Linked DNA regions of Homo sapiens: regions 1 and 3 are each linked to region 2. The links are chromatin loops, found by intact Hi-C in ENCODE. Cell type or tissue: Caco-2. All regions are shown on one strand.

Region 1 (2,500 bases), 180 kb after region 2:
GCACTGAACATTCCTTGTCAGAGAAGCTAAATCAGAACATACACAACGCCTGCTCGTAAGTGCTCAGGAAAAGGCAGAGACAATTCAGCAAGGAACTTAAGTCAGCAGCGTAATGTTTAAAATTGGGGTTTTGCAATCTGACATACCACTTGAATTTCAGCTGTACCATTTTGTATGATGCTAGCATGCAAATGAACCTAAATCACCATTTCTTCATCTTTAAAATAGCACTATAATAGGGATTAAACGAGGTGATGTATGTAAAACACTTAGCACCATGCCTGGCATATAGGAATTTCGCCAGAAAGGGTAGCTTTAAAAAGTGAATATTCATAACAGTTGGTATCATTAACTGAAGTCCCAGTTAGTAGTGCATGAATTTTTATTTCTGTCAGAATACATTTCTGACAGGACTACTGAAAAGTAGTGAAAATGACGGATTTTATAAGACATGTAATGATGGATAATAACTATTAATAATAACTAATGTGGCTTCAAATTTGAGCCTCTTTTAGGGAAAGGTTTTATGACATCCTCTTATAGAAAAACCAGCATGATTGACAGACCTACATTTTAATGTATATTAAAAATATCGTGCAATTTTTAAACTGCATCCTAATCCAGAACTATATGTTAGTTTCTCAAAATGAGGATATCACCTCTGATAAAATGCAAGTATCTCTTTTGAATAGCCCTACCATCAGAATGAAAAATGAATGCTATTTTCCCCTCAGGTGATCCATATGAGTGACAGGGACAAATAGACATATTCCACATCACACTGCATGTCTGTTTTCCCCTTTCTCGCAAGGAAGTGGCGGCACCAGTGAATCACCAAACCTTCTGTGGGCTCCTACCCAGAGAAAGGCTGTGTGCCAGGCTCTCAGTTGAATCCACGGATGTCTAAATCCTTGTCCTTCCTTTCCCCCAAGGAGCCTACAGCTTAGGTGATGAGATCCAGGAGAAAAAAATGATGGTTAGGAATGCAAAAGTTAGTGAGTACATCATGTACCATCTTAAAAGAGGCTTTCATTCTTCCTTGCTGAACAATGATTTGAGTATTAGGTGCCCTGAAGTATAGGACAAATGTTGTAAATAATTACAAAGCACATCACAAAACATATACTTTCTTACTGATTTGAGTATATTCTTTAAAATTCCAACAATTTCTGTGAGGGGGCCTGTGGGAAATACTAAGACGGACCCTCACCTCCATTCTTACCTTTTTCTCCCTTAGCATACAGAGACTAATTCTACACAGGATAAACAAATCAAATCAGAACTAAAAGTTCAAACCAGCAATAATTCTCCATCTGTGGTTTACATTTCTGGGAAGTCACAGAGAGCTCTGATCCATGGACCTGTACAGACAGCCTGAGGTGACATACCAATTGAATCTCATCACCCTGGGCAAACAATCTCTAATTCCATCTAGATGGTAGCAAGCAAAGGTGTAGAAAACAATTTTCCCATTTCTACACCATGAACCTTAGATCTACCTCACATTTAAGAATAAGGTTTCATTTCCTTTTTGTTACCCCAACCAAAGTCCAGCTCTGTGTTCTGGGGGGAAACCAAAAAGAAAGGAAAAGAAAAAGGAAAACAAAACGTCAGGTTTACTGCTTTATCAAAATGAGGGCTACATACAGAAACTTCTTTAATGGCTGCAGAAGGGTTTCATCTTTCCTTTGCAAGTCCTGTTTCTCTGTAAACGATTGTCTTATTCCAGTTTACCATGTAAGGATTGCAGAGAAAGGAGTAAAAACACATCAAAAGGACAATACTTTTTTTTTTTTTTTGCCAGAGATTCTATTTGTGGAAAGAATTTTCCTTTTATGGCCATGGCCAGAAAGCAACTGATTGCTGAGCAAAGCTGTGTAAGCAAAATATCCAGTCACTTCATTTCACAGTAATGTAACCTGGAAAATTGAACAGAAAAGTTAGAAACTGGAGTATATTTGCTCTAACGTTACAGCAATCAGCCCAAAAATGCCTCTATTAAAAAGATCTAAGTCAAATAAGGAAAGCTGTTGTGTATAATGGAAAGAGCATGAACTTCAGGTCAAACAGATCTCATTTTGCCTCTGTTTAAGTCTTTGCTACACAAGCTGACTAAGCATCTGTTTCCTTAAATTTACAATATTAATAGCAATACTTCTTTCTGGAGGAAGTTTAGATAATTTAATGAAATAATGTAGATATGTTAGGTAATTAGTAACCTGTTAAGTAACAAGCCAGGTTAAACTTCTCAAATCTCCCCTCATTACCAACATGTAAATAAAGTTAAGCTTCTTGATATAGAACCAGCTTTTTTAAAATTTTGCCAAGTAAAGAAAGGAGGGCAATGGAAGGAAGTAGAAAGAGCCATGAGATAATGAGCAGAAATAACTCAAGACTATCAGGTAATAAGAGAGCTTTAAAAAGACAGGAGTGGAGTCATTTCATGTTCATTTAACATACAGGAATTCAACTAGGTTCAGGCAAAAACACAGAAGGAGCT
Region 2 (2,500 bases):
AACTTTATCTCCCTCCTCCTGAAAAGGAAAGACAGCTATAGTGAATCTTATTTTTATTTTCCTAAGAAAGGACTCCAAGCTTATTAAAATAACCAATTAATTAATTTAGAGATTCTTGTTATTGTTTGTTAAAACACCAAATTATATTACTAACAACACTCACATTTTTGTCTGTTTCACTGCTTAGTACTTTAGAATAACTCTAGTGCACAAATGTGGTAGTAATGTATTATCCCACATATATTAAATCATTATTATATTTTAAAAATCTAGATAAAATACATAAAATTGAAAGTTGTTAGCCTCCTAGCATAAGAAAACACAGAAATGTCAATCAATGAAAAATGAAATCAATATTCTGTGTCTGTTGAATGCATTCTTCTTGCTGATAATTACACTTAAAAAAATGAAAAGGGAGAAAGCCATAATACCTTGTTGTCATAGGATATTTATGCTTAAAGAAATATGGGATATAAAATTTACACTATATAAATGAAAAAAAGCCACAGTTATAGTATTAAAATGTGTGCCCACAGACATGTGTATACCTTTTGACTTTTCTCTGCACAGTTTGTATAAAAATCCCAGAGTCCACTTTGTTAATCTTGAGAATGTCTGGCTTTCTGCATAACCTGCTAATTTCTTTCCAGCCCCCTAAAATGTGGCATCTGTTATACTGAATGAACCCTCTCCTCATTGTTTCTTAATGGTAGGCACCACTATTATTTACTTACTTACTGACCTATTTATGTATTTAAATAAACAGAAGTTGTCCCTAAGAGATTGCCACTTTTAGGCATAAGTTACACCAGAAGCTGCCATCTTCTCTCCTTTCTCTCATCATTAGATATCCTTAGAGAAAGGTAAACTACTTCCAGCCAGCTCCATTTTCTCAGCTCCCATTTAATTTTAAGTCCCTTACACTTTAGCCTATGCCTTTACCATGACAAAGCAATTGCCTTGAAGGCTTACAGTGATCTCCTTTGTAAACTCAGTAACTGCTCAGCCTCATCCTCCTTTAACCTCTTGAAAATATTAACTAAAGAACTTCTACACAGCAAAAGAAACTATTATCAGAGTAAAGAAACTATTATCAGAGTGAACAAACAATCTACACAATGGGAGAAATTTTTGCAATCTATCCATCTGACAAATGTCTAACGTCCAGCATCTACAAGGTACTTAAACAAATTTACAAGAAACAAACAAACAAAAAACCCCATTAAAAAGTGAGCAAAGGGCAACATGAACTGAGAGTTCTCAAAAGAAGACATTCATGCAGCCAACAAACATATCTTAAAAAGCTCAACATCACTAATCTTTAGAGAATACAAATCAAAACCACAATCAGATAGCATCTCACACCAGTCAGAAAGGCTATTACTAAAAGTCAAAAAACAACAGATGCTGGGGAGGTTGTGGAGAAAAAGGAACACTTTTCCACTGTTGGTGGGAGTGTAAATTAGTTCAAACATTGTGGAAGACAGTGTGGCAATTCCTCAGAGACCTAGAGGCAGAAATACCATTTGACCCAGCAATCCCATTTCTGGGTATATACCCAAAGGAATATAAATCATTCCATTATAAAGATACATGCACGCATATGTTCATTGAAGCACATTATTTTATGCCAGATGCTATGGTTTGAATAGTTGTCCCCTCCAGAACTCATGTTGAAACTTAATCCCTAGGGTAACAGTATTACGAGATGAGGTCTTTAAGAGGTGATTGGGTTATAGAAGCTCTGCCCCCATGAAAAAAATCCATTCACGGATTCATGAATTAATGGATTAATGCATTATCATGAGAGTGAGTTGGTTATCATAGGAATGGGCCATTATATAGGCTAGTTTGGCTGTCTCCTGTGAGCCCCTCAGAATGTGATACCCTGTGCTTCCTTGGGACTCTGCACCAGCAAAAGGCCCCTCACCAGATGTAGCCCCTGAACCTCTGACTTTCCAGCCCCTAGAACGATAATAAATATGTTTCTTTTCTTTATAAATTACCCAGTCTCAAGTATTCTGTTAAAGGAACAAAAAATTGAACAAGACATCAAACTTTACAGTAATTCCTTTATGCACATTATTTTGCTGAAAACAATCTCTTTTTTTATGTTATCCACCACTGATCATCTGCATTTTTCAAATGGTAGTTTTTACACTTTACTATACATCACATTTATTTTTGTGCAATTGTCTCTCCCTAAAGAGTAAAATTTTTGAGTTTGACTTCGATATCTAATCCTTCCCCAATGCTTCCCACAGGACCCCAAAGAAACTAAGTTAGGAGTTAACTTACAAGACTCCCTTTTCTTGAAACGATCTGCATAAACGATTCATAAATATAAAATACACACACACATACCCATATAGACACACACGCATGATAGTTTTCATAAATTATTGCAACACTGTTCATCAAAAAAATCAAATATTCTCCATGTCAATGTAATTAACAGTCATTAATACAGCATGCAAAGATCAAAAAGAGATTGGAGAAT
Region 3 (2,500 bases), 290 kb after region 2:
GTGCAATACTTAGTGCAATACCTGCATTCCCAGCCATGCTTTTCTCCCTTCCTGTCCACCGATGCAGGCAGGGTCATTTGTCCTATCTGCCCTTTAGTGCTCACACAACTGTCATGCTATTGCAGATGGAGATGTGGTTTTTATCTTTGTGAATGTTGGCTGTCCTCAAATATATATGTATGGCAAAATGAACCACAATATCAAGAGCCTTCGATGCTCTTTTCAAAGCTATTGTTACAAACTTACGGGCAGTAACTGCTCATACTGGAACTGTAAGATAAATGTTTTAAATTCTATGAAGTATTCCATTTGTCTGCCAGTCTTCCAATGGCATCTCATGACACTTAGGGTAAAACCATGCACAACATAACCTCTTCTCTGAACTTTCTTCCTAACACTTCCTTTCTAATACTCCCATACTCCCCAACCCCTCTCCCACCATGCTGGTCTCCAGGACCAGGCTTCAAGTATCCCATACAGGTTTCTACCTGGATCTTCCTGTTCTCTCTGTGTGGTGAGATGCTCAATATTCACATGGTTTCCTCCCTCCTACAGTTTAGGTCTTTCTCAAACATCACCTTCTTATCAAGGCCTTTCTTGATAGCTAATTGCAGCCCTCACGGTCCTCAGAACTCCCTACATTGTCTCTGCATTTTTTTTCATAACATTTGCCACCATCTAAGTGTACACTTTGCTTATCAATGTCTTATTAATCATGCACATTTCTCTACTAGAATGTAAGCTCCCCGTGATAGCAGTGATTTTTAGCAAGGCTGTTCTTTCCCGTCCTAACACCTTGAGCACTGCCTGGCACAGAGCATGTACATATGCATTATATGAATGTTTGTTGCTTTCAGTCACTAATCTGATCACTCCAATCATTCTACAAGCTTTTATTGAGAGCCTACTATGTATGCAACGTTGGGTATTCAGTGATAAATTAGACAGTCCTTTTTCTTGAAAAGGTCACATAATTGCGGGAATAGGCATATAAAAATTTAATTGGAATGCAAAGTGATTAGTGTATGTCGAATGAAGACTAAAGGAAGGAGAACAACTCATTTGGCGTGGGAGGCAGGGAAAGCATTGCATAGGAAGTGACATTTGAGCTGAGTCATGAAATATGAGTGTGTTTCTGAGAAATGGAGAAGGATCAAAGGATGTTTCATACAGGCAAAAAGGAATGTACAAAGGCACACAGCTGATACAGGGGAAATCCTGTTGGGCAAATAGTAAATAGGCTAGGTATGGCTAGCATACCTGAGCAGGGCTAGGCAGAGTGCCTGCGAGGAAAGTCAGAAAATGCAGATTGATAATCATTTGCTAAGGGCCTTTCTGCCCTGCTCACGGTGTTCGCTTTATCCTATTGGTGCTACTGAAGGCTTTTACACACAGGAGCAACTTGGACAATCCAGAAAGCAAGATCTATTTTTTTGGAATAACTCTTAGGGCATCATGAAAGGTAGAACATTTGAGGATGAAGCCTAGAAAAAGGAGCAGAATGGGTGTGCAGCTACAGGGAGATAGTGAGTTTGACTTTGCACACATTACACATTGAGTCTTGTGCACAAATACAGAAACCAACTGTCATTTGAAAATAGAAGCTCTTTTGATAGGTGGTGACTGCTATAATAAGGAGTGTAACTCAATGGAAGCTTTGGGAATGTGACATTGAAAGGATGAAAAAGATGTAGAACTGTTTGGAGGTAGAAGTACCCCCTGGATATAGTGACAGCTGTTACTGTAAGCTCTGGGAGCAGAGCTTCCTACAAACAGTGGCACAGTAAGGCTGAAAGATCCAAGCCTCTCAGTCAGAGGAGACTTAGCAAAAAACAGTTGGAAAAGGAGATTAAGGCGTAGGCCAGAGAGTAGTGAGCTCACAGCCAAAAGGGAGATGAAGAAATAAATACGTACAAAGGAAGACTCCATTTTATGGTGGGAGAGAGCTGTGAAGAAGTTGGTACATGTTTAAGATGTTAGACATCTAAGCAAGAACTAATGGGGAGAGAGACTGAACAAAAGACAGGAAGAGAATGAGTAATGAAACAATGTTTTAGGAGAAATATAGGTAGTGGCGTAACATACAGGGATAACAAACAGCCTGAGCATTTTTTAAGTTGACACAAGCAAAATTTTCTTAACATGCACAGAAACATGAAAGATAAGAAGAGGTTGTACCGTATTCGGGGTGTCAGCACAATGTAATGGTTGAGACCAAGGTCTCTAGCATCAGACATTAAGGATTCAAGTTCCATTATTACCGTTTACTAAGTATATGACCTGAAGTTACTGAATCTGTATTTGTCTCAGTTTCCTCATCTTCCGGGTGGGTGCTATCATTTGGACATAGTTGGTTTGTCCCCACCAAATCTCATGTTGAAATTTGATCCCCCGTGTGGTGCTGTTGGGAGGTAAGGACTAGTGGGAGGTGTCTGGGTCATGAGGGAAGATCCCTCATGAACAGCGGGGTGCCATTCTTGAGGTAGTGAGTTCTTACACT

What was found. Peaks named below come from ENCODE experiments on the same cell type or tissue, not always from the same donor. Only the 100,000 strongest peaks of a DNase experiment are listed, where the experiment ranks them.
Region 1: a loop joins it to region 2, with 6 times the contacts of the local background. A loop is called at or near these places in 1 of 110 quality-filtered maps.
Region 3: it touches region 2 in a loop (10-fold over the local background); 1 of 110 quality-filtered maps calls a loop at or near these places.

Annotation. Positions count from the first base shown.
Region 1 is chr4:30,865,997-30,868,496 of GRCh38, reverse strand. The region is part of intron 1 of PCDH7 (protocadherin 7); the gene reads right to left. Among named protein-coding and RNA genes, the nearest start is that of PCDH7, 150 kb to the right of the region's middle. In Caco-2, no CTCF peak of the experiment used is centred here; a DNase peak (open chromatin) is centred at 1,376.
Region 2 is chr4:31,042,348-31,044,847 of GRCh38, reverse strand. The region is part of intron 2 of PCDH7 (protocadherin 7); the gene reads right to left. Among named protein-coding and RNA genes, the nearest start is that of LINC02497, 130 kb to the left of the region's middle. RefSeq lists an enhancer at 650-1,219. In Caco-2, no CTCF peak of the experiment used is centred here; no DNase peak of the experiment used is centred here.
Region 3 is chr4:30,756,231-30,758,730 of GRCh38, reverse strand. The region is part of intron 1 of PCDH7 (protocadherin 7); the gene reads right to left. Among named protein-coding and RNA genes, the nearest start is that of PCDH7, 37 kb to the right of the region's middle. RefSeq lists an enhancer at 595-1,794. In Caco-2, no CTCF peak of the experiment used is centred here; a DNase peak (open chromatin) is centred at 1,260.